2 separate regions of the Homo sapiens genome follow, and region 1 is linked to region 2. Evidence: chromatin loops called from intact Hi-C (ENCODE). Cell type or tissue: B cell. All regions are shown on one strand. Links, peaks and the distances in the headings refer to the core of each region. The heading gives the core; the rest is flanking DNA. Region 1 has its middle 40 kb from the start of TNFAIP8. Region 2 has its middle 18 kb from the start of HSD17B4.

The links. A loop is a pair of places that touch in the nucleus more often than their neighbours do. Peaks named below come from ENCODE experiments on the same cell type or tissue, not always from the same donor. Only the 100,000 strongest peaks of a DNase experiment are listed, where the experiment ranks them.
Region 1: a loop joins it to region 2, with 7 times the contacts of the local background. A loop is called at or near these places in 2 of 110 quality-filtered maps.

The regions. Positions count from the first base shown.
Region 1 is chr5:119,308,226-119,323,397 of GRCh38, reverse strand. It overlaps a transcript of TNFAIP8 not described here. Among named protein-coding and RNA genes, the nearest start is that of TNFAIP8, 40 kb to the left of the region's middle. RefSeq lists an enhancer at 4,818-5,077. In B cell, for the core only: CTCF peaks have their summits at 7,333 and 7,543; DNase peaks (open chromatin) are centred at 4,947, 6,255 and 7,677; H3K4me3 peaks cover 983 bases; H3K27ac peaks cover 7,538 bases.
Region 2 is chr5:119,427,307-119,442,478 of GRCh38, reverse strand. No RefSeq gene overlaps it. Among named protein-coding and RNA genes, the nearest start is that of HSD17B4, 18 kb to the left of the region's middle. In B cell, for the core only: CTCF peaks have their summits at 6,610 and 6,810 (motif pointing right); DNase peaks (open chromatin) are centred at 3,029 and 6,818; H3K4me3 peaks cover 546 bases; H3K27ac peaks cover 546 bases.

The sequences.
Region 1 (15,172 bases), core at 4,470-12,469, 120 kb after region 2:
TATGCAGGGTGGGGTGGGAATGTGCTTGAGGGAGGCAGATATTTCCGAGAAACTCCAAGAAATGCAGCCAGCTTGGGAACAGGTTATTAAGGATCTTATAAGCCCTGTTAAAAAGTTTAGATTTTATCAAAACTCTAATGAGGCATTTTAAGCAAAGGATGATGCAATCAGATGGACATTTTATGAGGCCAATAGCAGCATAGGATGTTAGACTGGAGAAAGTGTAGGGGGTGCAACTGCCCTTTAAGTAACCTAGGAAAGAGATGGCAGCAGTGGCTTGGTCTTAGTTGGTGGCAGTGCACAGTGACAGGCAGTATATAGAGTGTACAGCTATTCACGGGAGAACTGACTATACTGACAACTGATTGGGCATAGGGGTAAGGCCAGAAGCAGCAGCCTTCCAAGTTTCGAGATAGTTACCTGGGTCATTGACTAAGGGGAAAAGTGAAAGAGAAGGCAAGTTCAGCTTTCTTCACATCAAATTTGAGTTGCCTATGAGACATCAAAGAACATTTTCTAGCTAGACACCCAGGTCTAGAACTTAGACAAGAGCTTGGGCCTGGAATGTAAGTTTGGGAGGCACCGGCATGTAGAGAATCTGAAACCCTAGAAATGGGCGGGATCACCAGGGAGAGAGTCGAATAAGAAGGGCAGAGAATCCAGGTGGAGCCTAAGAAATACCAACGTTTTGATATTGGACAAAGAGGAAGAAGCCTGCAAAGAAGACCAAGGAGGGGCACAGAGAAAACGGGGAGGAAAATCAGGAAAGTGGATTATGGAGGACCAGTCTGTCTACAGAAATGGGAGCAGCATGGACTCGTTTGGAATGGTCAGGAAGAGAAGTGAAAGGTCCCCACCTAGCATTAAAATGCCAGAGGCTGCTCAACTTCTCCACGCCTGTGTATTTCTGGAGTTATTGGTAAACAGCAGGGGGCCAAATGGGAGGCAGCAAGAAGAGAGCAGGTTCTGAGATAAACTTAGCAGGAGATCCTGGCCATAGCCAGCATGGTCTGCTCAGAGGCTGGAAAAGGGGCCAAGGTCCTGGGACCACTCCTCAAGGAGTAGCACTTCATCATTCAGCCACAAGTATGTATAGGTCATTTACTGCGTGTGAGCACTGCTGATGGTGCTGGGGATAGAGCAGTGACAAAAGTTCTAACAAAATAGCTGGAAAAACAGGATTTTGAGTGGAGATAAACGCTGTGGAGGGAAAAAACAAACCAGAGGCAGGGGCTAGAGAGTGGGTGGGAGAGAGGAGCATTTTGGATAGGCTTTCTCCTGGGGTAACATCTGAGCAGAAACCTGAGAAAAATTAGAGAGAGAGCCAAGGAACAATCTATAGGGAAGGGGCTTCCAGGCAGAGGGAGGGGTGTGTGCAAAGGCTCTGAAGTAGGAGGAAAGAGCTTGGGAAGTTTGAGGAACAGCATGGTGGTCAGTGTGGCCTGACTGAGGCAGGGAAGGAGGGAGTGGGAGGAAATTAGGTAGCAGAATTGGGCAGAGGCCACATGAAGGGGAGCCTGTAGCTCCTGGTAAGGAGTGGGGAGTTTGTCCGTTGGAATGGAAAGCCGTGGGGGGTTGGAGCAAGGGAATGACTGTGATCAGCGATAAGACCATTCTCATTGCACAAGGACTGTCTGAGAGTGACAGTGCAAGAGCACAGGGGAGTTAGGAGGCTTCTGAGGCTACCCAGAAGAGAAGTGATGGTGGGAGAAGCAGTGAGATTTAGGATGTGCGTATTTGCTAGGGCAAGTGGAAAGAACTTGCTGCCAGGTGAGCTGTGTGATGAGTGAACAGAGGAATCAGGATGCCTCCTGGGCTTGTGGCCTGAGAGCTGCATGCACGAAAGGCAAACCCAGGAAGGAGCCAGTGTGGGGTAAAGGGCATGCAATCAAGATGCCTATTTCTAGTGGAAATGTAAAACAGACAACAGAATAATCACATCTGGAGTTTGGGAAAAATGTGTTAAATACATTAATTTGGAAGTTATTAGTATTGTATTTATCCTCCAGGACTAGAAATCATCCAGATTCTCAATCTTGGCTGTATGCTGGTATACCCAGTAACAAAATATGAACAAAAAAAACCAATTCAAACCAAAACAAAACAAAAACTGATGCCCACAAGTCTTCCCCAAAGGTTCTCAATTAACTAGACTTGGTATCCAAGTCTAGTCTTTTTTTTGAGATGGAGTCTCACGGTGTTGCCCAGGCTGGAGTGCAGTGGCTCGATCTCGGCTCACTGCAAGCTCCGCCTCCCGGGTGCACACCATTCTCCTGCCTCAGCCTCCTGAGTAGCTGGGACTACAGGCACCGGCCACCACGCCCGCCTAGTTTTTTTGTGTTTTTAGTAGAGACGGGGTTTCACCGTGTTAAACAGGATGGCCTCAATCTCCTGACCTTGTGATCCGCCCACCTCGGCCTCCCGGAGTGTTGGGATTACAGGCATGAGCCACCGTGCCCAGCCAAGTCTAGTCTTTTTTAGTTTTTTGTTTTTCGTTTTTTGTTTTTTTTTTAGCAGGTTAAGAACCCTAGAGACAGTGTAGTATGAAGAAGAAAGTCAAGGACTAAGCCCTGGGGCAATTCCATCTGTAGAGGCCCTTGGAGAGAACAGTTATTCAGGTAGGAGAAAAAAAGGGGATGTGATGCCCTGGAAGTCAAGTCAGGACAGTGCTTCAAAGGGAAGTGAGGGGGTGGGGGTGGTTACAAGGTCATACTACAAAAAGAAAAAGAAGGGGGCCGGGATGGATGATGCCAACTACTACTGAGAGACTGAAAAAGATGAGGACTAGAACAGGCCATGGGATTTGTTAAAATGGAGGTCTTTGGTGACCTTAACAGAAAGGGTTTTTGAGGAGTAGTGGAGTGGGGAGGGGCAGCAGGAAGGGGAGATTGTACACACCCCAGGAGACAAGTCTTCTAGCAGTTCTGCCAGAATGGGCAGGAGAGAAGTGCCATAGAGCTGGAAGGCTACATTGAATAGAGAAATTTCTTTAACTTGTTTTTTAAGAAGGGTGATAAAAAGGCATGTTCTGATGGTGATAGGGATGTTTCCATAACTGGAAAGAAATTGATGTGCAAGAGAAAGAATATAATTGCAGGAGGACTTGAAGAAGTTGGAGAGAAAAAGCCTTTAGGGACCCTGAACCAATGAATCTGAAATTCCCCAACTGCCAGATGTATCTTCATTTTTCATTTTCCGGGAGATGTAATATGTCCTAAAAATCACAGTCGCTAGATTGAAATCAACCTTAAAAATCATCTAGTCCAATGTCTACTCCCAGTCCACTACTTGAATCCCCTGTGTCCCCTCCCAGTAGTCGTCTTGACAACCTCCACTGAAAGGCAATTTCTACACTCCATCCACCCCACCACCAACCCATGGTTCATGATCTCTTCGGACACTCCTTGAACTGAACAGAAATCTGTTTTCCTGTGCTTCAATCCACTGGTTCTGGTGCTGTGCCTTCGGGATACACAGAACATGTCTAATCCCTCTTTCACATCTTTCAAACAAACGAAAACTAGTAACTCCTGTCCCACCTTGTTAATTATGTACTTCCTAAACCAAGCCAGTTCTTTTCACATGTATGGACAAACAGATTCTATTCTAGAAAATATCTAGACATGGGCTACAAATCCACCTCGGCGTTCTTTAACATAAAGAAGGTACTGTCAAGCATAATAGAATAAAAGGTGCACCAATATACATAGAAATAACCCATAATAATCCTGGTTACCAAGAAACCAGAGAGGTTCCAGGCTAGTTGGACTTAATCCACTCAATCCTTAAGCACTCATTTAATTATCTCTCTCTCCATCTTGTTCCCCAATTCTAGCAGAGAACTCTCCCACAACATGTGTGTACGCATACACACCACACACTCAACATATGCACATTCACTCAGACTCTCAGATAGGAGAAAATTTGACCATCAACAGCTGCCGTGTTATTAAGCACACGTTGGAATGTTCTCATTAAATCAAGTTTTTAGGAAAGGGTCTCTACAGTATTAACTGATTATTTTCTCGAAACCTCATGTTGGAATACAAACTCCAAAGCCAGAAGAAAAACCTAAATGTTTACATATCCAAACGGATTATTTTATTTCATCTTATCTTATTTCAGGGACAGGGTCTCACTTCATTGCCCAGGCTGAAGTGTAGTAGTGCCATCACAGCTCACTGCAGCCTTGAACTCCTGGGTTCAAGTGACTCTCCCGCCTTCACCTCCCAAAGTGCTGGAATTATAGGTGTCAGCCACCACACCTGGCCAAGAATACTTTTAATGCAATTATAAATTAAGTTAAAAGCACAGTTACAAAAGCCAGGATTAGACTACAATTAAAGTATCCCTTGAATTATGGAGTCACTGCTAATATTCAATGAAGAAACAGGTATGTTGTTCCAAAACTGAAGGAGTATTCATGCCAAATATCATATGAGCTGTTATTCTTCTAGTCTTATTTTAAAACATTCCAACCACTGGAAGTGAAAGGGACCCAAACACGTAAGAGTACTGGCTTAGTGTCTCAAATAACCCTATAATAGGCTAAAACAATTTTTAAAACCAGTATAGTAATTAATGCAAAATGCACATGGTAGGTTCTGAAATGTTTTCTGAATTAATAAACTGCATTACGCTGGAGTCAAGGGTTCATGAGATGGTGAGGAGGAAGGGGAGGAGGGGCAGGAAGAGGGACAGGAGAGGGGAGGGGGCAGGAGGATGCGGGGGGAGGAAGAAAAAAAACTGAAAAACTATAACAGGTATCACTCCAGATTCATATGTACATCAATTTAGTTCTAGGCTAGGCACAGTGGCTCATGTCTGTAATCTCAGCATTTTGGGAGACTGAAGCACGAGGTTCACTTGAGTCAAGGAGTTCAAGACCAGCCTGGGCAACATAGGGGAACCCCGTCTCTACAAAAATAAAAAATAAAAAAAATTAGCCAAGCATGATGGCACATGCATATAGTCCCAGCGACACAGGAAGCTGACGTGGGAGGATTGCTGGAGCCCAGGAGGTCAAGGCTGCAGTGAGCTGTGATCACATTACTGCACTCCAGACTCCAGCCTGGCTAACAGAGGGAGACCTGTCTCAAAAAGAAATCCATTCTAGAACAAAAGGCTGATATAGAGCACTAAAGGTACCACTTGAAATCCCCGTTTAAAGGGACAAACTGAAAAAAAAAAAGAAGTGTCAATCAATCACCTGCAAAAGATCAATGAATTCAGAGCATTTCAAGAGCTGTGACTACTTTGATCAGTTTTGGGGAAGAAAACAGTTTGACTATAATTAATGTTTGACTATAATTAATTAATATAATTAATCAAGGTGGTAAGTCAATTAAATTCACCACCTTGATTAAAGACTAAATTTGACAACTGCATACAAGAAAAAAACACAACTTATTTATGACGAAGATCTTTTATGTGTCCCACACTCTGGAAAAGTGGATGTGTCCAAAGGAAATAAAGATCATGATATCAACTATATAAGGTAGGGCTGGGTGCAGGAGCTCACGCCTGTAATCCCAGCACTTTGGGAGCCAAGGCGGGCAGATTACTTGAGGTCAGGAGTTCAAGACCAGCCTGGCCAACATGGTGAAACCCCCGTCTCTACGAAAATTAAAAAATTAGCCAGCATGGTGGCCTATGCCTATAATCCCAGCTACTTGGGAGGCTGACGCAGGAGAATCATTTGAACCTGGGAGGTGGAGGTTGCAGTGAGCCGAAATCGCGCCACTGCACTCCAGCCTGGGCAAGAGAGTGAGACTCCATCTCAAATAATAATAATAATAATTATTATTATTATTATCATATAAGGTAAATATTTGATGATAAATATAGGTCAATATAACCTGCTATGAAAGCATCCTGAATATCTCAAAATTAAAGAAAACTGATTTTGATACAATTAAAAAATGCCTTTCTTAGCCTCCCCTTATCTAATCAAAAGGAAGAAAGAATAAAAAGTCTCTACAGCACATAGAATCAGATTTCTTATATAATTTCTTATATAATCACTTTCAAATGGTTCATTCTGTAATTTTAGAAAACTTTATATCAGGCCAAACAATTTAAAAGCATATTTAAAAATTATTTATTTTGGCTAATTTCTATTGGTTTAATGTTCTTAACTTGGGTCTTCTTCCAAGCCATTCAAGTACAATAAATTTATGGACTACAGGAAGAAGTCCTACCCAAGAAATCGGAACCAGGAGGTGCACCAGCCACAAGGACAGGCCTCCATGATGGCAGACGCAGAAGAGGCTCAAAGGGCAGAGGCAAAACTACTTCCTTTTTATTATCTTGCCGGGTGGCTAAAAATGTAAAGTTCTACATGCTATTATTTCCTCACAACAGGCATATACATTGCTCTGGCATTTCTTCAGCCTGATTTTTCTAGAACATTGTTTCTCAGCCTTGGTTCTACTGATATTTTGGCCCACATAATTGTTATGGGGAGCTTTTGGGTGCATTGTGGGATGCTTTGAAGCATCTCTGTCTTCTACCCACTAGATACCAGCAGCAAACCCCTCCCAGTTTGCTAAAATTGTCTTTGGATATTACCAAATGTCTCTTGCGGGCAGGGCAAAACTGCCCCCAGTTGAGAGCCATGTTCTCGAGCACTGGTTCTTAAATTGGCTACATGTTGGAAGCATCTGAGGAGGTTTTAAAAATACTGATACCTGAGTCTCACCCTCAGAGATTTTGACTTAATTAGTCTGGAGTAGGCCTGAGGCACCTGGATTTTTGAAAGAGATTCTAATGTGCAGCCAAGTGTGAGAATCTCTGCCTTAGAGTTTATCAATACCATCAAGTAAGTCATTTAATCAATTTAACCCAACTCAAAAATGCATTGTATCTCTCCACACTAGGGTCTTCTTTATCTTGGTACCAGAATCAACATGATTAGGGGACATAGAAAGAAGTGGAGAAGGCCAGGTGTGACGGCTCACGCCTGTAATCCTAGCACTTTGGGAGGTCGAGATGCGAGGATCACTTGAACCCAGGGGTTCGAAAAGAGCCTAGGCAACATGGCGAAACCGTTTCTTACAAAAAATATGAAACTTAGCTGGGCATGGTGACACATACCTGTGGTTCCAGCTACTCAGGAGACTGAGGTGGGAGGATCGCTTGAGCCCAGGAGTTAGAGGCTGCAGTGAGCTATGATCTCACCACTGCACTTCAGCCTGGGTGACACAGGAAGATCCTGTCTCAAAAAAAAAAAAAAAAAAGTGGAAGAACTAGAAAAAGGTCAACTGTAGTTCTAATCTGCAAAGTTCTTTACCCTTTTAGGTGAACAGGAACTAGTGCATAAAAATTTATTTCAGCTTTAACATTGCAACTAAAAACACTCCAGTTTTGGAGATTTAGAAAATAAGCCTCACAGGTAGGAAGACAGAATTACTTCCTCACATGGTAAAATGCCAGCTCTACAATGAAGAAACTCTGGAGCTGCCATCTCTTTAATGGGCACCATTAAACCAGCCTCAGAGAAATGCCAAGTTCATTTAAAATAATAAACAAATCTGTGTGTGTGAAGACACCCAGAGGACCCACACAGGAACTGCAATCAAGACTTCTGTGTGTGTGGGTGGTGGAGGTGGGGTTCATCTTCAGATAGACGACACTACCAGGAACCTGTCAGGAGCTGACAGCAAAGCTTGATTCCTGTAAAAAAGCTCCAAGGTCATGAACAGCCCACATGCTTCCCTCCTGTCCATTACACCTCGGGGTCTTCTGCCAGCTTCCTCAGTGTGTTCAACAACACTGGGCCTGACTCCAACTTCTGCAGACAGTGGCACAGCACTGCCCCTGAAAGGCACTGTTCCCCTGGGAGCTAGACTGTGGCTACAGTATTCTCATCAAATGTGTGCCAATCTACTGGTTATGCCAACACACATTGTCTGTTGTTTTTTTGATAAGAAAAAAGTAAGGAGACACACACATGCATACACACATAATAAGGATTCTTCTCCCATTTCAGGAATAAGAATTATCAGTAACTTATGGCCAGGTGAGATGGCTAATACCTGTAATCCCAGCACTTTGGGAGGCCAAGATAGGTGGATCATTTGAGGTCAGGGGTTCAAGACCAGCCTGGCCAACATGGTGAAACCCTGTCCCTACTAAAAATACAAAAAATAAGCTGGGCCTGGTGGCGGGCACCTGTAGTCCCAGCTACTCAGGAGGCTGAAGCAGGAGAATGGTGAGAACCCCGGAGGCGGAGCTTGTAGTGAGCTGAGATCGCACCACTGCACTCCAGCCTGGGCAACAAAGAGAGACTCCATCTCGAAAAACAAAACACAAAACAAAACAAAACAAAAAACCACACACACACAAAAATTAGCCGGGCGTAGTGGTGAGTGCCTGTGATCCCAGCTACTGGGGAGGCTGAAGCAGCAGAACTGCTTGAACCCGGGAGGTGGAGGCTGCAGTAAGCCGAAATCATGCCACTGCACTCCAGCCTAGGTGACAGAAAATAATGAAAAAAAATAAATAATTGGTAACTTGTAGTAAGTGGTTAGGATGAGTACAGTACTTTACTATGCGCCATACATGCTTTAATCTTACTAACTCCTGACAGCACTGAAAAGCAGGTCCTATTAATGTCCTCATTTTATAGATAAAGTAATTGAGGCTTATGCAGTCTTAAGAAATTTATCCAAGGCAAAGCCAGGACCTGGACCTATTTCTCTCTGGCTCCAAAGCTGATGCTTTTAACCACTACACAGTACTGTCTCTCTGGTTCTCAAAAACAAAAAAACAAATCCCAATCAGTGATATGAACTCAACTCTACCACCTGTGAGTGTTTCAAGTTCTTACTGATTTGGGTTGGACAAGGTTAGAAGAAAAGTTTGTGGATATGGAGAGGATGCATGATACACAAATTTTGTTCCAGACTCCATCAACAAGACCACAGGGCACCGTGTATGTCTTTGAATCTGTCTGTTTTTGTGTGTGTGTGCATGTGTATATGACAGAGAGAGGAAACATTTCACAGAACATATGAACATATCCGGGAAAACCTGGTCTTACCACTAGTTTGTAAGTTCCAAGAGGACAGGGACTATTTCTATCAGCATTTATTCAGTCAGCAACTAATACTGAGTGCTTACCACTGGCCAGACCCTGTCCCATGTGCTGGAGATTCACAAATGAACAAAACAGACGACAGACATGGTTTTTTTGTTTGTTTGTTTGTTTGTTTGTTTGTTTGTTTTTAGAGACAGCATCTCGCTATATTGCCTAGGCTAGATGCGAATTCCTGGGCTCAAGTAATCCTCCTGCCTCAGCCACCCAAGTAGCTGGGATTGTAATGCCAGGCATGTGTCATGACACAGGTCATTCTTAACCAGTAATTATGCTGCCTCTACTAGATTTTATGCTAGTTGCATTTACTCTGTCTATAGCAAGGAAAACTAACTTAATTTTGTTTGTCCCTTTAACCTCAAAACCCACACATGAATGCCTAGTGAATAATAAGCACTTTAATATTTGCTGAATAAATGAATTGGTCAGCAGCATACACTTTAGCACTTAATTCAAAAGCTAAGTGAGATGCAAAATGTTTCATGTGCTTGAGCCTTGTTGCTCCAGCTAGTGTATAAACTTCTTAAGCACAAGGATCACATTATGTTTATATGTACCAAATAAAAGCATTCCATCTTAAGGCTGCTTCACAACATACCAGTCCCAGAATTTAAAATAAGCACACATAATTTGTACTTCCATGAAATTATTAAAGGTACTGACAATTCTATTAATAAACATCATTTGTTAAAAAGGAGGCTATCATATTTTGGCAAGTACTAAACTTTAGCAAATGCATATCTTCCCTGTTGTAGGGCATCTTTAAAATAAAAGAAAATGTCAAAGCCCGTGCCTATTATGAGACCCTTAGGAACAGTATAACATCTCTGGATTTGGGGGTTTGGCAGCTCTGGCAATGGTGGTCTCAAGAAAGTGAAAGCAAAACCTACTCCCCTTCCTTCTCTCCCTCCACCCTGGCCCCCAAAGCCTCATGTTTCATTACAAGCTGAGTGCCCTCAGACTTCCAAGTACCTTTAAGGTTTCTGTAAAACTCCTTTGAGCTTGTGGCAGATTTCAAAAAGTGGGCTTTTAAAATAAGCAGAAGAATTTTCTTTGGAGCTGTTAAGTAGTCTTGAACTCAAATATAGATTCTTGGCTTTGAACTAATTATCTATAACAAAAATGACAAATACGAAGCTGACCACTCTTACCCAATTGTTCTGGAAATTTCTGAAGCACTGTCAACCATTTTCACTGCATATAATATCTTCTCAGTGTAATTCTTCCCCATCTTCATTGAGGTTCTTTTAATATAATTTAACCCTTCTTAATATTAAGCCAAGTAAGGATTATAATAATAATCAAAACAAGTATTTGTCCCGGTTTTTATTAGATAGCCTATTTTCCCAAGTACAGATTATCCTAGTGAACTTCATTTTCCCTTTTAAAAATGTACATTCTATTCAGAATCTACAGAACTTTTAATTACCACATTTGCCTATTCTGCATGATCTGAGAGCTAACCTCTGCCCTTTGGTATTCTTTCACTGTAGTTACCCAACATTTTCCTTCTGAATGTAGATCTTCATATTCTTTTTTTTTTTTTTTTTTTTTTGTATTTTTTGCAGGGACAGGGTTTCACCATATTGCTCAGGGTAGTCTCGAACTCCTGAGCTCAAGGGATCCACCCTGCCTTGGCCTCCCAGTGTGCTGGGATTTCACACGTGAGCCACCGAGCCCAGCTACATTCTTATTTCCTAAACTTTACAAGTTCACACTCTTCCCTTTAAACAAATGTGCCCCCTCTGGCGGTGTCATTTGAGTCCCGGTGTATGTCATTAAGCCTCTTAACCTCAACCACTACTTCCCACTGAAATAACTCTATTTTCTTTTTTTCTAATGAAAAAGTAAGACATGTTCTATGTAAAAATTAAAATATGGTGAGCACTTACCACTTACTATGAGCCAGGCATTGAACTAAGTATTTTTTAATCTTATTTTCATCCTCGTGATATGAGGTCAGTGCTTTGATGAGTTCCATTTTACGTAAGAAAGTAGTTAAGCAAATTGCCAAGTTACAATAGCAGAAAGAGCAGAGTCAGAATTTGAATCCAGCTCTGTTTCCAAACTCTGGCTCAAACTGCTGTGTCAAACCAGACTCCTCCCCAATCCATTCCCAGCTAGAATCCCAGATAATAATTTGGTTATTTTTTTTCCCAAAGTTTTAAATACCAAATAAGCATGCCTATCCTTTGCCCTACCACCTTCTTTCTTACTTAAACAGGACCATATTATATACATTAGTTTAAAAGTTAATACTATAGTGTATCTTTCATAGTCAATATATAAAGCTCTTTTTTCTTTCTGTCATGGTTCCACACTAGTCCATCCTGTGGTAGTACTGCAACAAAGTTAACCTTAGTTAAACTAGGTTTGGTTAAATTTGATGAACATTTAGGCTGTTAAGCACCACAGGTCTATGGATACTTTCATTCCTCTGCTTAACACTCAAACTCTATAAACCAGAGCTTTGTCCCTCCTTCACGGGTGAACACCCACAATGTCCCTTCATCAGCACTTCCTAATAATTTTACTCTGCTCTTGCTAATCACCTTATTTGCCCGTTCCATTGATATGAGTTCATTCACTGATTTTTTTTTTTTTTTTTTTTTGAGACGGAGTCTCACTCTGTCACCCAGGCTGGAGTGCAGTGGCGCAATTTTGGCTCACTGCAACCTCCACCTTCTGGGTTCAAGTGATTCTCCTGCCTCAGCCTCCCAAGTAGCTGGGACCACAGGTGCGCCACCACACCCAGTTAATTTTTTGTATTTTTAGTAGAGACGGGGTTTCACCATGTTAGCCAGGATGGTCTCAATCTCCTGACCTTGTGATCCACCTGCCTTGGCCTCCCAAAGTGCTGAGATTACAGGTGTGAGCCACCACGCCCAGCCCATTCATTGGGTTTTTAATATTTATTTGACTGTTCAAAATTCACAGTGCCATTTCAACCTTTTGTTTCCTTTAAAATGAACACCAAGGCCGGGCACAGTAACTCATGCCTGTAATCTCAGCACTTTGGGAGGCCAAGGCAGGAAGATCACTTGAGCCCAAGGGTTCAAGACCAGCTTGGGCATCATAGCAAGACCCCATGTCTATGAAAAATTTTAAAAATTAGCCAGGTGTGGTGATGTGTACCTATAGTCCCAACTACACTGGGGGCTGAAGTGGGAGGATCGCTCAAGGCCAGGAGGTTGAGGCTGCAGTGAGGTATAATCATGCCATTGCACTCCAGCCTAGGCAACAGAGCAAGACCTTGTCTCAAAAAATAAAACAAAACAAAACAAACAAAAAACAGATAAAATGAACACCAAAACAAAGCTAGGAATATTTAAGGCTTTGGAGTATAATGCTTTTGTTTGAAAACTCTTAAGTAGGTTTTAAGAGTATGGGGAAGGAGAAGGGGACCAGACAGGGGAGAGAAGGGCCAACCCCTGCTCTCAGAGAAATGTATTGATTGATTGATTGATTGATTGATTGGTGGAGTCTCGATCTGTCACCCAAGCTGGAGTGCAGTGGCGCAATCTCCACTCACTGTAACCTCCGCCTCCCCAGTTCAAGCAATTCTCCCGCCTCAGCCTCTCAAGTAACTGGGATTACAGGCACGTGCCACCACACCCAGCTAATTCTTAGTAGAGACAGGGTTTTACCATATTAGCCAGGATGGTGTCAAACTCCTGACCTCAAGTGATCTACCTGCCTCGGCCTCCCAAAGTGCTGGGATTACAGGTGTGAGCCACCGCACCTGGCCTCAAAGCATTTTAATAAGCCTTCAGGACTAGGCTTTGGCCCAGACCAGGTTTCGCTCTCTCTCCTCTCAAAGTTTTCTGAGATCTTCTTCCTTGTCCCTACCGTGAGAGGTGCCCTGTAGTCCTCCAGTGGGCGCTGCCTTGGCCTACAGCCTTTGGCCTTCTCCAGCGAAGTATCCCTGCTGGGGTAACTGTCCTAGGAGAAGTTCAATTTCTGGGAATTAGCACAGAATTCCCTCCACTCAGGGCTCTCCCAGGACGACCTTACCATGTTTCTAGCCTCAGCCCAGTGTCTACCAGCCGTAGTACCTCATCTTGTGGAGGGAGTCCAGGGAGCGAAAGAGTGACATCTGTTTCCTAACCTCTACATCAGCAAATGCATCTGAGTTCTGACAGATACAATTAGCCTCAATGTAGCTGATTTCCACAGCTCTAAAAACCATCTCCTTGGGGAAGAAAACCTCTCCCCATAAAAGAAATCAAAGATGGACAGAAGAAGGGAAAAGAACAGCCACTTTTTGAGATCCTACTAAGTGACAATGTGCCAGATGTTTTATTCAGGTCATCCCAGTTGGCCCTCCACAGTCCTGTGTGTCTGGTTTTATTTCTTCCCATTTTCAGTGGGAAAACAGTGGCTTAAAGAAGCAAATGACTTGACTAGCCAAAGCCTCACGCTTGGGAAGCATTAGAGCTGAAATTCAGGTAATGGTCCGCCCCAGACTTCTTGAGCCCGCATGTTAAATGCCAATAAGACAAGAGCAGAATTTTCCAACCTGAGGCCCACAGACTCCCTAGCAGCCCCTAGATGGGCTTTGGGGTTATCAGAATGTCCTGAGACTGGGGTGATGTGTCTTTTGTGAGTGGGGAGTCACTCTGAATGCTCCCACATTGCCTCCCCTGCTCCTCCCATAGTCTGAACACCGATGCTTCGATCACGTGCAGAACTACCCACCCTGCTCTTCTGCCATTTCCTCTATTGTTATCTTTTCATTATAGTCTTGAGAGCCATCTTCTTGCCATCTTATTTAAACAACTGTTGAAAGGGAATCCCTTTTGGAGAATGTGCTGGAGCGAGCCACAGCTGCCCCTGTGGCAGCTGCCCCTGTGACAAGCATCACCACCCTCAAGCTTTCATCAGATTCTCAAAAGGGTCCAGAAACCAAAAAAGGATTGAAATCTAGTCAGGAACACTTCTACAGTCTTTTTTTCCTTTAACAAATAAAAACTAAAAATGCTGCTGAAAGTATGGTAAGTGTCTTCCAAAGGTGTCCATTCAGAGATGCAGAGGCACCCACAGAAAAGCCCTCAAGTGACCACATTTCATCTTGGCACAATAAAATTATTATTTGTCACTGAAGGTGAGAAAGTAGAATACCAATGCATGTTGCAGAGGCTTTTAACACAGAGGAAGGAAGTTGTGGTTTGAGTAGAGGAGGAAACTGCAGTAAAGGTCTTTGATCTTTGTATTTCACAAAAAGCAACTGAAAATGTAAATAACTGTCTCCTTCAATGCCACTTGACAGTTAACAAGAAACAGTTTAGCAATTTTATCACATACATGCACAACTGCTTTTGCCTTTTTACCAGGCTATGATAGATAACTGGAGAGAGCATGAGTCAAATGGAGCAACAAGGAGCACGCTGGCTCAGATGCTCTTCCAGTGCAATATCAGAATGGTCTTTTTTTTTTTTTTTTTTTTGAGATGGAGTCTCACTCTGCAACCCAGGCTGGAGTGCAGTGGCACAATCTTGGCTCACTCTGCCACCTGGGTTCAAAAGATTCTCCTGCCTCAGCCTCCCGAGTAGCTGGGATTACAGGCACCTGCCACTGCACCTGGCTAATTTTTGTAGTTTTAGTAGAGATGGGGTTTCACCGTCCTGAAAGGCTGGTCTTCAACTCCTGACCTCGTGATCTACCCGCCTCGGCCTCCCAAAGTGGTGGATTACAGGCATGAGCCACTGTGCCCAGCCTAGAATGGTCTTAAGAAAGACCAAAAAAGCTTATACAGTCAAGACCATTTATTAAGTGCCAACTGTTTAAGACCTCCTCCCAAGGCCAACCCTGATGCAATGGAAACCTTTCAGTGCCAAGAGGCAGGAAGGCACAGCCTACATGATGCACTGCACACACAGCTGGGAAACCAAAAAAAAAAAAAAAAAAAGGTGGGAAACGTAGAAGAGAGAAAAATATAGATTTCAAAGCTAATTAAACAGAAAGAGAGAAACAGATGTGAGGGACAAAACTTGCCAACACCAAGCCCTTGGGAAATGATACAGATTCCCCTAGGAGAGTTCACAGGCGGCAGACTTCTGGAAAACCTGCAGGAAA
Region 2 (15,172 bases), core at 2,977-10,976:
TTCCTGGTTTAGTCTTGGGAGGGTGTATGTGTCCAGGAATTTACCCATTTCCTCTAGATTTTCTACTTTATTTTTGTAGAGGTGATTATAGTATTCTTTGATGGTAGTTTGTATTTCTGTGTGATTGGTGGTGATATCCCCTTTATCATTTTTTATTGTGTCAATTTGATTCTTCTCTCTTTTCTTCTTTATTAGTCTTGCTAGCAGTCTATCAATTTTGTTGATCTTTTCAAAAAACCAGCTCCTGGATCCATTGATTTTTTGAAGAGTTTTTTGTATCTCTGTATCTTTCAGTTCTGCTCTGATTTTAGTTATTTCTTGCCTTCTGCTAGCTTTTGAATTTGTTTGCTCTTGCTTCTCTAGTTCTTTTCACCATGATGTTAGGGTGTAAATTTTAGATCTTTCCTGCTTTCTCTTGTGGGCATTTAGTGCTATAAATTTCCTTCTACACACTGCTTTAAATGTGTCCCAGAGATTCTGGTACATTGTGTCTTTTTTCTCATTGCTTTCAAAGAACATCTTTATTTCTGCCTTCATTTCATTATTTACCCAGTAGTCATTCAGGAACAAGTTGTTCAGTTTCCATGTAGTTGTGCGGTTTTGAGTGAGTTTCTTCATCCTGAGTTCTAATTTCATTGCACTGCAGTTGGAGAGACTGTTGTAATTTCTGTTCTTTTGCACTTGCTAAGGAGTGCTTTACTTCCAACTATGTGGTCAATTTTAGAATAAGTGCAATGTGGTGCTGAGAAAAATGTATATTCTGTTGATTTGGGGTGGAGAGTTCTGTAGATGTCTATTAGGTCTGCTTGGTGCAGAGCTGAGTTCAAGCCCTGGGTATCGTTGTTAACCTTCTGTCTCGTTGATCTGTCTAATATTGACAGTGGGGTGTTAAAGTCTCCCATTATTATTGTGTGGGAGTCTAAGTGTCTTTGTAGGTCTCTAAGGACTAGCTTTATGAATCTGGGTGCTCCTGTATTGGGTGCATATTTAGAATAATTAGCTCTTCTTGTTGAATTGATCCCTTTACCATTATGTAATGGCCTTCTTTGTCTCTTTTGATCTTTGTTGGTTTAAAGTCTGTTTTATCAGAGACTAGGATTGCAACCCCTGCTTTTCTTTGCTTTTCATTTGCTTGGTAGATCTTCCTCCATCCCTTTATTTTGAGCCTATGTGTATCTTTGCATGTGAGATGGGTCTCCTGAATACAGCACACTGATGGGTCTTGACTCTTTATCCAATTTGCCAGTCCGTGTCTTTTAATTGGGGCAGTTAGCCCATTTACATTTAAGGTTAATATTGTTATGTGTGAATTTGATCCTGTCATTATGATGTTAGCTGGTTATTTTGCTCATTAGTTGATGCAGTTTCTTCCTAGCATTGATGGTCTTTACAATTTGGCATGTTTTTGCAGTGGCTGGTACCAGTTGTTCCTTTCCATGTTTAGTGCTTCCTCCAGGAGCTCTTTCTTGTAAGGCAGGCCTGGTGGTGACAAAATCTCTCAGCATTTGCTTGTCTGTAAAGGATTTTATTTCTCCTTCACTTATGAAGCTTAGTTTGGCTGGATATGAAATTCTGGGTTGAAAATTCTTTTCTTTAAGGATGTTGAATATTGGCCTCCACTCTCTTCCGGCTTGTAGGGTTTCTGCCGAGAGTTCTGCTATTAGTCCAATGGGCTTCCCTTTGTGGGAACCCGACCTTTCTCTCTGGCTGCCCTTAATGTTTTCCGTCATTTCAACTTTGGTTAATCTGACAATTATGTGTCTTGGGGTTGCTCTTCTCGAGGAGTATCTTTGTGGTGTTCTCTGTATTTCCTGAATTTGAATGTTGGCCTGTCTTGCTAGGTTGGGGAAGTTCTCCTGGATAATATCCTGCAGAGTGTTTTCCAACTTGGTTCCATTCTCCCCATCACTTTCAGGTACACCTATCAAACGTAGATTTGGTATTTTCACATAGTCCCATATTTCTTGGAGGCTTTGCTCATTTCTTTTTACTCTTTTTTCTCTAACCTTGTCTTCTCACTTTATTTCATTAATTTGATCTTCAATCACTGATACCCTTTCTTCCACTTGATCAAATCAGCTATTGAAGCTTCTGCGTGTGTCACAAAGTTCTCATGCCATGGTTTTCGGCTCCATCAGGTCATTTAAGGTCTTCTCTACACTGTTTATTCTAGTTAGCCATTCGTCTAACCTTTTTTCAAGGTTTTTAGCTTCCTTGCGATAGGTTCGAACATGCTCCTTTAGCTCAGAGAAGTTTGTTATTACCAACCTTCTGAAGCCTACTTCTGTCAGCTTGTCAAAGTCATTCTTTGTCCAGCTTTGTTCTATTGCTGGTGAGGACCTGTGATCCTTTGGAGGAGAAGAGACACTTGATTTTTAGAATTTTCAGCTTTTCTGCTCTGGTTTCTTCCCATCTTTGTGGTTTTATCTACCTTTGGTCTTTGATGTTGGTGACCTGCAGATAGGGTTTTGGTGTAGATGTCCTTTTTGTTTATGTTGTGCTATTGCTTTCTGTTTGTTAGTTTTCCTTTTCACGGTCAGGTCCCTCAGCTGCAGAGCTGTTGAAGTTTGTTGGAGGTCTCTTCCAAACCCTGTTTACCTGTTTGCCTGGGTATCACCAGCAGAGGCTGCAGAACAGCAAATATTGCAGAACAGCTTCATCCCAGAGGGGCACCCACCTACATGAGGCGTCTGTCGGCCCCTACTGGGAGATGTATCTGAGTTAGACTACACAGGGTTCAGGGACCCACTTGAGGAGGCAGTCTGTCCATTCTCAGAGCTCAAATGCCATGTTGGGAGAACCACTGCTCTCTTCAGAGCTGTCAGACAGGAACATTTAAGTCTGCAGAAGTTGTCTGCTGCCTTTTATTCAGCTAAGCCCTGCCCACAGAGGTGGAGTCTAGAGGCAGTAGGCTTTGCTGAGCTGCAGTGGGCTCCACCCAGTTCGAAATTCCCAGCCACTTTGTTTACCTACTCGAGCCTCAGCAATAGCACTTGTCTGCCAGTTGCTAAGACCTTGGGAAAAGTGCAGTATTTGGGTGGGAGTGTCCTGTTTTTCCAGGTACAGTTTGTCCCAGCTTCCCTTGGCTAAGAAAGGGAAATCCCCCTACCCATCACACTTTCCGGGTGAGGCAATGCCCTGCCCTGCTTCAGCTCGCCCTCTGTGGGCTGCACCAACTGTCCAGCCAGTCCCAGTGAGATTAACCAGGTACCTCAATTGGAAATGCAGAAATCACCCATCTTCTGCATCAGTCACGCTGGGCACTGCAGACCGAAGCTGTTCCGATTCAGCCATCTTGGAACAGATCTCTCTACCACGTAACTTTCTTTTTACATAAATTCTCCCCCCCGTTTTTTTTTCCCAAAGATGATAACCATTCTTTTCCAAAGCAAACTTCCTTCATGTCTGTGGACTAGACTGCCTAAGGCCACAAGATTAAAAGTTAGGAGAATACAGGTTACACTGCTAACTTTTAGCAAACTTTACCTTTATTGAAAACCTTGTAAGTTTGGGACTTCAATTATCCTTTGCTACTAATAACACTTTGTTTAGTTTAAATTAACTTAGAATTGGTATAGATGACCCCTTCCTGATTCTGTAAGTACTTTAAGGCTTATCTGAGTGCAAACAGCTTACCAACTATTAGGCAATTTTCCCAACCCTTCTTCTACAAAAGTTTCCCTATCACTTACTGAATACCCACTGTGGTTTTTTCCCTCAGTCACCCGGGAGGAACCATCTATCATCCTGTCCTGAAGGGAGTTCCTTCTATGTCTGGTCTGATCTTTGTATGGTAATTAATTATGATTTAGATCCCCTGTTAGGAAACCTGCTGGGTTAAGGGAATTATCAGTGGTTAATGTTAAATCATCTTTTTCTAACAGAATAGCCCCATACCTTAAGATTTTTGAGTTAGTAAGCCACCTTTTCGCTTTTTTGACTTAGGATAGTTCTGAACTGGTGAGGTGTGCTCACATTGAGGTTTCCTCTAAAAGTTATTTTTCTACTTTCTTCCTTTAGCAAAGCAGTTGCTGCTACAGAGTGAATGCATTTGGGCCATCCACGGGTTACTGAGTTAAGGGTTTTTGATAGGAAGGCTATGGGTTGTTAGTGGCCTCAGTGCTTTCAGGCTATGCCCTTGTTTACGCTGACAACAAGCTGGTATTGGAGTGTTATAGGGTCATGGAGAGGACCTTTAATTATCAATTATAGGTCTTAAATTCACCCTAGCTTTTAAAGGACAAGGGTACACTGTTTTCTCTTTACTACTTCTATCTCTCTCTTTCTCTCTTTGACTCTCTGTCTCTTTCTCTCTCTTTGTCTCTGTGTCTCTTTCTCTCTGCCTCTCTCTTTCTCTCTCTCTCTCTTTGACTCTCTGTCTCTTTCTCTCTCTTTGTCTCTGTGTCTCTTTCTCTCTGCCTCTCTCTTTCTCTCTCTCTCTCTTTGACTCTCTGTCTTTTTATCTCTTTCTGTCTCTCTCTGACTCCCTCTTTGACTCTCTGTATCTTTCTCTCTCTCTGCCTCTCTCTTTCTCTCTCTTCTTTGACTCTCTGTCTCTTTCACTCTTTCTCTCTCTCTCTGACTCCCTCTTTGACCTCTGTATCTTTCTCTCTCTCTCTCTTTGACTCTCTGTCTCTTTCTCTCTGACTTCCTCTCCCAATTTCTCTTTCCTCTCTGCTGGTCTTTCCCTGCCTCTGCCAGCTGCTTATGCTGCTGTTCTCCCCTGTCCTTCCCCCTTCCCTGGGGGGGACTGGCAGGAGTGGAGCTACTCTTTCTTCCCCTGAGAAGAAAGGAAAGGGGAGTTCTGAATATTTTTCTTACTACTGGAGGTTTGTGTGAGGTTCAACCCCCTGAAATATGTGGAAAGCTCAACCCCTCAAACCAGGGATGTCTTGCCTTGCCTGTCATGGAATGCTCAACCCCTCAAACCAAGGGGTGTCTTGCCTTTCCTGCCCCAGAAGTCTCAACCCCTCAAACCAGGGATGTCTTGCCTTGCCTGTCCCGGAAGTCTCAACCCCTCAAACCAGGGAGTGTCTTGCCTTGCCTGTCCCAGAAGGCTCAACCCCTCAAACCAGGGGGTGTCTTTCTTTGCCTGCCCTGGGAAGTGGCCCTGTTTCCTCCCTTTCCCCCTCTGAAGGTCCCTTGCACGCTTCCCACTCGTGATATTGGGAGAAATTCAGCCAGATATTGGGCAAAATTCACCCCCGATATTTCACGTAAGTTCTTTTCTATTTTCCCTAAGTGTCAGCCGGTCTGAGAAATAAAGGGACAGAGTACAAAAGAGAGAAATTTTAAACCTGGGTGTCCAGGGGAGACATCACATGTCAACAGGTTCCATGATGCCCCCTGAGCCTTAAAACCAGCAAGTTTTTATTAGTGATTTTCAAAAGAGGAGGGAGTGTACGAATAGGGTGTGGGTCACAGAGATCATGTGCTTCATGAGGTAATAGAATATCCCAAGGGAAATGGAGGCAGGGCGAGATCACAGGACCACAGGACCGGGACAAAATTAAAATTGCTAATGAAGTTTCGGGTACGCATTGTCATTGATAACATCTTATCAGGAGACAGGGTTTGAAAGCAGAAAACTGGTCTGACCAAAACTTATTAGGCGGGAATTTCCTAGTCCTAATAAGCCTAGGAGCACTACGGGATACTGGGGCTTTTTTCATCCCTACCGCTTCGACCATAAAAGACGGCTGAAGTGGCCATTTTAGATGCCTACCCTCAGGGACACATTCTCTTTCTCAGGGATGTTCTTTGCTGAGGAAAAGAATTCAGCAATATTTCTCCCATTTGCTTTTGAAAGAAGAGAAATATGGCTCTGTTCCACCTGGCTCACCAGCAGTCAGAGTTTAAGGTTATCTCTCTTGTTCCCTGAATGTTGTTGTTATCCTGTTCTTTTTTCAAGGTGTCCAGATTTCATATTGTTCAAACACATGTGCTCTACAAACAATTTGTGCAGTTAATGCAATCATCACAGGGTCCTGAGGCAACATACCTCCTCCTCAGCTTACAAAGATGATGGGATTAAGAGATTAAAGTAAAGACAGACATAGGAAATCACAAGGGTATTGATTGGGGAAGTGATAAGTGTCCATGAAATCTTCACAGTTTATGTTTGGAGATTGCAGTAAAGACAGGCGTAAGAAGTTATAAAAGTATTAATCTGGGGAACTAATAAATGTCCATGAAATCTTCACAATTTATGTTCTTCTGCCATGGCTTCAGCCAGTCCCTCTGTTTGGGGTCCCTGACTTCCCACAACACCAGGGATGCCTTGCCTTGCCTGTCCCAGAAGGTTCTACCCCTCAAACCAGGGGGTGTCTTGCCTTGCCTGCCCTGGGAGGTGGACCTGTGTCCTCCCTTTCCCCCTCTGAAGGTCCCTTGCACACTTCCCACTCGTGTTGTCCTCTCTGGTCACTCCCCCAAGGGAGAATTAGGCCCCTCTTAGAGTTGGCATGCCAGTATAAATCCCACAGCATGATCTGCCCTAAGCCATATGAGGTAGCCACAGAACCGCAGAGAGGACCCCCTTACTCCAGCAGTAGGACTTGTCACCATCCACACAAACAACACTGCAAGCAGGGTTGTTTGTGCTCATTCATGCACACACACATTCAGCCCTCCAGAATTTGACCACCAAGGAAGTATTTTACTGGCTCTCATGGCTTCTCCTTCCTTGGTCTGTGCACAGAGCCGTCACCACAGTATGTGAGGATCCTTTGCCCCAGGTTGCCGGCTGGTTTCTTTCCGCATTGCTGAGAGTGCAGGTTACTTCTCCAACTGGGTAGTTCCTGATTTCTCACTCCTGAGGCCGCCACAAGGGGGCGGGGCATGCCTCCTCACAAGAGAAAACCAGAGACCACTCAGGTGTCTGTAGCAAGAAAAATCTCTCTGTAACACAAGCCTAAAATTTCAAAAAGCACATCCTTCCATTGACAGCTCATCCCTAAACTAGCACCTTGCTCTCTTAGCCATTTGTCCACATCTACCTTAGGTTTGACCGCTGAATTCTGATGCTCACTAAAACTCATAGAGACAAGCTCTGAGAGCACAGGAGCCAAAGATAAGAAAGCTCTTGTGATAAGAGGTGCAGTCTACCAAGGGCACGTCCTTGGGCCAGGACCTCAACCAACTCAGTGCAGCCTCCTACTATGGGATGAAATGCCTAGAGGTGAGGCCCAATTCTCGGTCCCAAGCCACCCTGCCAGCACCTGACACACCTCTCTGCCCTTGGCGCATCTACTCCTGCTACTGTGCCTGGTTTAAACAAAGGACAAGCTTCTTTGCTTTCGGGTCACAAGAAAGCCCCTGGACATTTCGAATGCAAGCATAGACCAAGGTGTAAAAGTAAGCCTCCAGCACGGCCACTTGGTAATCCACAATTCAAGGGTAAACCTGTACTGCAACTCCTTAAACTTTGGTCTTCACACTCCTGTACCCTGCAGGAGAAGCTGATGCAGCTACAGAAACAGAGAATAACCAAACTTCTTCAAACAGATCCACTGAGGAAGCCTATTGAGCTGTGCATTCACTCCTTCACTAGCTCCACCTTGGAGCAAGTTCCCAGATCACCATGGCTGGATATCTGTTTCAATATTCCATTGTAATCTCTCTTGTTTAGCCCAATAAGCTTGCTCTTCTGTTTAATTTTTTAAGCCTAAAAAAATAAAAATAAAGAGGCAGAGCACATTACTCTTGTTTCTAGTGAAAGGTGTCCAGGTCCTTTGTGTCTTGAACAAAGCATTGGACAAAACACACAAAGCAAGGAAAGAATGAAGCAACAAAAGCAGAGATTTACTGAAAATGAAAGTATACTTCACAGGGTGGGAGCAGACCCGAGCATAGAGCCTTCAAGAGCTCCATTACAGAATTGTCTGGGGTTCAAATACCCTCTAGAGGTTTCCATTGGTTACCTGGTGTACGTGCTATGTAAATGAAGAAGATGAAGTAAAGCTACAAGAACATTTACTTGGTTTGCTTCCTATGTAAACAGAGAGGATCTTTCCTGTCATAGCTGAAGTGTTTCCATTTGATTTAGTTCTAGGAAATCAGCATGAATTCCCTGCCTGCAGACCCTATTCTCCTGTCTCACTCTTACTTTCAGAAATGTAAGTGCATAATTAACTCACTTGGCCAGGTGCAGTGGTTCATTCCTGTAATCCCAGCACTTTGGGAGGTCGATGTGGGTGGATCACAAGGTCAGGAGCTCAAGACCAGCCTGGCCAATAAGGTGAAACCCCGTCTCTACTAAAAATTCAAAAAAATTAGCCAGACTTGGTGGCATATGCCTGTAATCCCGGCTACTCAGGAGGCTGAGGCAGGAGAATTGCTTGAATCTGGGAGGTGGAGGTTGCAGTGAGCTGAGATCATGCCACTGCACTCCAGCGTGGGTGACAGAGTGAGACTCTATCTCAAAAAAAAGAAAAATAATTAACTCACTTATAACCTAAAAGGAAGTGCATTCACCCACAGGCCCACAATATGAGAGAGAATTAAGCCTCTCTCAGCCATTGCTGGGAAGGCAATAGTCCACTCCCTAGACTCAAAACTGGATATTGGCTAGTCCTAGACCAGAGTCAATGGGGATAGGTAAATGCTAATGCCTACTACAGTAAGTACCCAAATAAATGACTCGAATGTGAATGAGAGGCAATACAGATTAGAAATTACAGTCATCAAAGTACAATGACATATGTAATTTAGCACACTACAAAAGAATGTTGCTATAGAAGTGTAGATTATTTTCTCTAATGGTCTTACCTTGCTCTCAAATCCTCTTTCTTGTGGAAGCAGAGGCAGAAATAGAGTCTTAAAGTTGCCAGTTAAAAGTGACTCTGTTTAGAGTAAATGTTGTCTTTCTGTATTTCTTTCTTCTCTCTCGTCTAAATGTCACTGGAGCAGGTGATTTTTTGTCTGTTTGTTTGTTTGTTTTGTTTTTTTTGAGACAGAGTCTCACCCTGTTGCCCAGCCTGGAGTGCAGTGGTGCAATCTCAGCTCACTGCAACTTCCACCTCCCGGGTTGAAGCATTTCTCCTGCCTCAGCCTCCTGAGTAACTGGGATTACAGGCACATGCCACCATGCCCAGCTAATTTTTGTATTTTTTTAGTAGAGACAGGTTTCACCATGTTGGCCAGGCTGGTCTCAAACTCCTGACCTTGTAATCCACCCACCTCGGCCTCCCAAAGTGCTGGGATTGAGAGGTGAAGCCAGCTGGGCTTCTGGGTTGGGTGGGGACTTGGAGAACTTTTGTGTCTAGCTAAAGGATTGTAAATGCATCAATCAGCACTCTGTAAAAATGCACCAATCAGCACTCTGTAAAATGGACCAATCAGCGCTCTGTGTCTAGCTAAAGGATTCTAAATGCACCAATCAGCACTCTGTAAAAACGCACCAATCAGCACTCTGTGTCTAGCTAAAGGATTGTAAATGCACCAATCAGCACCCTGTAAAAATGCACCAATCAGCACTCTGTGTCTAGCTAAAAGATTGTAAATGCACCAATCAGCACTCTGTAAAAACGCACCAGTCAGTGCTCTGGGTCTAGCTAAAGGATTGTAAGCGCAGCAATCAGCACTCTATGAAATGGACCAATCAGCACTCTGTAAAATGGACCAATCAGCAGGATGTGGGCGGGGACAAATAAGGGAATAAAAGCTGGCCACTCCAGCCAGCAGTGGCAACCCGCTCGGGTCCCCTTCCACGCTTTGGAAGCTTTGTTCTTTCGCTCTTCATAATAAATCTTGGTGCTGCTCATTCTTTGGGTCCGCACTACCTTTATGAGCTGTAACACTCACTGCAAGAGTCTGTGGCTTCATTCCTGAAGTCAGCAAGGCCACGAACCCACCGGGAGGAACAAACAACTCCGGACGCACCACCTTTAAGAGCTGTAACACTCACTGCAAAGGTCTTCACTCCTGAAGTCACCAAGACCACGAACCCACCAGAAGGAAGAAACTCTGGATACATCTGAACTTCTGAAGGAACAAACTCCGGACACACCATCTTTAAGAGCTGTAACACTCACTGCAAGGGTCCATGGCTTCATTCTTGAGGTCAGCGAGACCAAGAACCCACTGGGAAGAATAAATTCCGGACACATTTTGGTGACCCAGATGGGACTATCACCAAGCGATGAGTACCATCGGACCCCTTTCACTTCCTATTCTGTCCTATTTTTCCTTAGAATTCAGGGGCTAAATACCGGGCATCTGTCAGCCAGTTAAAAGCAAGTAGCGTGGCTGCCAGACTAAAGACACAGGTGTCAGGCTTTCTGGGAAAGGGCTCTCTAACAACCCGTGACTCTTCGGAGTTGGGAGCGTTGGTTTTCCTGGAACCAGCTTCCAGTTTTCCTGTACTTCTGGGCTGAGCTGAGGGTCAACAGAGAGAAAAGTTATTCAGCTCTGGGGGTCCCAACAACAAGTTGGTTGACCCTGCAGCCATGAGCAGAACTCTCAAAGTCATGTTGCCCAAGCGAGACTCACCCATCTATCCTATCTATCCTGACCCTTGCCTCCTGGGTCCCAACGCCTGTCAGACAAACTTCCTCTTGCCTCTCTTCTCTGAGGCTAGTCCCACGTCTAAAAACCACTCCCTGCCTCTGGTGCTTTTCTAGTTTCTCCTATAAGATCAGGACTCTATTCCCTTCTTTAGGCACTTGGGCTCACCAATCAGAAAGACATAATTTTTGTCCAAAGTCCCATCAAGGTGGGGGACGATCTGGAATTTTAGGATCCCTCCTCAGACTAGCAGGCCTAACAAAACCTATTCCTGAAGCTAGGATATGGGAAGCTTCAGAAATGATATCCTTCCTATTCAAGTGAGGACAAAAGGCATCACTCTTCCAACCCTGGAGATCCCTTCCCTCCCTCAGGGTATGGACGTTCACTTCATTTTGGTGGCATAACATCTTTATAGGACAGGGGTAAAGTCCCAATACTCATAGAAGAATGCTTAGGACTCTAACAGGTTTTCGAGAATGCATCAGTAAGGGCCACTAAATCCGATTTTTCTCGGTCCTCTTTGTGGTCTCAGAAGACAGGCAAGGGTGCAGGTTTTCGAGAATGCGTCGGTAAGGGCCACTAAATCCGACCTTCCTTGGCCCTCCTTGTGGTCTAGGAGGAAAACTAGTGTTTCTACTGCTGTGTCAGTGAGTGCAACTATTCCAATCAGCAGGATCCAGGGACCATTGTGAGTTCTTGGGCAAGAGGTGTTTCTGCTGCTGTGTCGGTGAGCACAACTATTCTGATCAGCAGGGTCCAGGGACCATTGCAGGTTCTTGGGCAGGGGGAAAAACAAACAAACCAAAACCGCAGGCAGTTTTGTCTTTCAGGTGGGAAACACTCGGGCACCAACAGGCTCACCCTTGAAATGCATCCTAAGCTATTGGGACCAATTTGACCCACAGACCCTGAAAAAGAGATGGATCATTTTTTTCTGCATTATGGCCTGGCCCCAGTATTCTCTCTCTGGTGGGGAAAAATGGCCAAAATGGCCACCTGAGGGACATATAAATTACAAAACTATCCTGCAGCTTGACCTTTTCTGTAAGAGGGAAGGCAAATGGAGTGAAGTACCTTAGTTCAAGCTTTCTTTTCATTGAAGGTGAATCCTCAACTATGCAAAGATTGCAATTTACATCCCACAGGAGGACCTCTCAGTTTACCTCCATATCCTAGTCTCCCTATAGCTCCCCTTCCTATTAATGATAAGCCTCCTCTAATCTCCCCTGCCCAGAAGGAAATAAGCAAAGAAGTCTCCAAAGGACCACAAAAGCCCCTGGGCTATCAGTTATGTCCCCTTCAAGCTGTAGGGGGAGGGGAATTTGGCCCAACCCAGGTACATGTCCCCCTTTCCCTCTCTGATTTAAAGCAGATCAAGGCAGACCTGGAGAAGCTTTCAGATGATCCTGATAGATATATAGATGTCCTACAGGGTCTAGGGCAAACCTTTGACCTCACTTGGAGAGAAGTCATGCTATTAGATCAAACCCTGGCCTTTAATGAAAAGAATGCAGCTTTAGCTGCATCCCAAGAGTTTGGATATACCTGGTATCTTAGTCAAGTAAATGATAGAATGACAGCCGAAGAAAAGGACAAATTCCCTACCAGTCAGCAAGCCGTCCCCAGTATGGATCCCCAATGGGACCTTGACTCAGATCATGGGGACTGGAGTCACAAACATCTGTTGACCTGTGTTCTAGAAGGACTAAGGAGAATTAGGGAAAAGCCCATGAATTATTTAATGATGTCCACCATAACTCAGAGAAAGGAAGAAAATCCTTCTGCCTTCCTCGAGCGGCTACGGGAGGCCTTAAGGAAATATACTCTCCCCTGTGACTCCCTCAACAGTCAACTGATCCTAAAAGATAAGTTTATTACCCAATCAGCCACAGATATCAGGAGAAAGCTTCAAAAGTGAGCCCTGGGCCCTGAACAAAATCTGGAGGCATTATTAAACCTGGCAACCTCCGTGTTCTGTAATAGGGACCAAGAGGGACAGGAAAAGCGAGATCAGAGAAAGGCCACAGCCTTAGTCATGGCCCTCAGATAAACAAACCTTGGTGGTTCAAAGAGGACAGAAAATGGAGTAGACCAATCACCTGGTGGGGCTTATTATCAGTGTGGTTTGCAAGGACACTTTTAAAAAGATTGTCCAATGAGAAACAAGCTGCCCCCTCATCCATGTTCACTATGCCGAGGCAATCACTGGAAGGTGCACTGCCCCAGAGGACAAAGGTTCTCTGGGCCAGAAGCCCCCAACCAGATGATCCAACAACAGAATTGAGGGTGCCTGGGGCAAGTGCCAGCTCATGTCATCACCCTCACTGAGCCCCAGGTACATTTAACCACTGGGGGGTCAGGAAATTGACTTCCTCCTGGACACTGGTGCAGCCTTCTCAGTGTTAATCTCCTGTCCCAGACAGCTGTCCTCAAGGTCCGTTACCATCCGAGGAATCCTGGGACAGCCTGTAACCAGGTATTTCTCCCACCTCCTCAGTTGTAACTGGGAGACTGCTCTTTTCACATGCCTTTCTTGTTATGCCTGAAAGTCCCATACCCTTATTGGGGAAGGATATATTAGCCAAAGCTGGAGCTATTATCTACATGAATATGAGGAACAAGTTACCCATTTATTGTCCCCTGCTTGAGGAGGGAATCAACCCTGAAGACTGGGCATTGGAAGAAACAAACTCTAGCTCTAGCCTTAAGCCTTCCCACAGGATGAAACTTTTCTTTATACATCACAGAGAGAGCAGGAATAGCTCTTAGTGTCCTTACTCAGACTCGTGGGACAACCCCACAACCAGTGGCATACCTAAGTAAGGAACTTGATATGGTAGCAAAAGGCTGGCCTCACTGTTTACAGGTAGTTGTGATGGTGGCCATCTTAGTGTCAGAGGCTATCAAAATAATACAAGGAAAGGATCTCACTGTCTGGACTACTCATGATGTAAATGGCATACTGGGTGCCAAAGGAAGTTTATGGCTATCAGACAACTGCCTCCTTAGATACCAGGTGCTACTCCTTGAGGGACCAGTGCTTCAAATATGCTTGTGTGTGACCCTCAACCCTGCCACTTTTCTCCCAGAGGATGGGGAACCAATCGAGCATGACTGCCAACTAATTATAGTCCAGACTTATGCCACCCAAGAAGTCCCCTTAGTTATTCCTGACCTTAACCTATACAGCAATGAAAGTTCATTTGTGGAGAATGGGATACGAAGGACAGGTTACGCCATAGTAACAGTACTTGAAAGTAAGCCTCTTCCCCCAGGGACCAGAGCCCAGTTAGCAGAACTAGTGGCACTTACCCAAGCCTTAGAACTGGGAAAGGGAAGAAGAATAAATGTGTATACAGATAGCAAGTATGCTTATCTAATCCTACATGCCCATGCTGCAATATGGAAAGAAAGGGAGTTCCTAACCTCTGGGGGAACCCCCATTAAATATCACAAGGAAACCATGGAGTTATTGCACGCAGTGCAAAAACCCAAGGAGGTGGCAGTCTTACACCACCAAAGCCATCAGAAGGGAAAGGAGAGGAGAGAACAGCAGCATAAATAGCTGGCAGAGGCAGCAGAAAGGAAAGAGAGAAAGAGACAGAGAAAGAGAGACAGAGAGGAAGAAACAGACAGACAAAGAGAAGGAGACAGAGAGAGGAAGAGACAGAGACAAAGAAGGAGTCAAAGAGAGAGAGGAAGAGACAGAGAGACAGAAAGTCAAAGAAGGAAAGAGAGGAAGAGACAAAGAGGGAGTCAGAGAGAAAGAGAGAGACAGACAAAGAAGTCAAAGAGAGAAAGAGAGAGATAGAAGTAGTAAAGAAAAAACAGTGTACCCTATTCCTTTAAAAGCCAGGGTAAATTTAAAACCTATAATTGATAACTGAAGGTCTTCTCTCTAACCCTGTAACACTCCAATAGCACCTTGTTGTCAGTGTAAACAAGGGCATAGCCCGAAAGCACTGAGGCCACTGAAAAACCATAGCCTTCCTATCAAAAATCCTTAACCCAGCAGGTTTCCTAACAGGGGATGTAAATCTTAATTAATTACCATACAAAGGTCCGACCAGATCTAGGAGGAAACTCCCTTCAGGACAGCATGATAGATGGTTCCTCCCAGGCGATTAAGGGAAAAAGACACAATGGGTAAGTGATAAGGAAACTCTTGCAGAAGCAGAGTTAGGAAAATTGCCTAATAACTGGTCTGCTCAAATGTGTGAGTTGTTTGCACTCAGCCAAATCTTAAAGTACTTACAGAAACAGGAAGGAGCGATCTATACCAATTCTAAGTTAATATGAACTGAACGAGGTTTTGTAATAGCAAAGAAGAATTAAAATCCCAAACTTAGAAGGTTTTCAACTAAAGTTTGCCAATAGTTAACAGTGTAACATGTACTATCCTAATACCACACACTCTCAAAGGATTTCTCAGTTTGCAAGAAATAACAAAATCTATCCTTACTCTACAATCCCAAATAGACTCTTTGGCAGCAGTGACTCTCCAAAATCGCTGAGGCCTAGACCTCCTCACTCCTGAGAAAGGAGGACTCTGCACCTTCTTAGGGGAAGAGTGTTGTTTTTACACTAACCAGTCAAGGATAGTATGAGATGCTGCCCGGCGTTTAAGGGAAAAGGCTTCTGAAATCATTCATATTCCTGCAAAGGA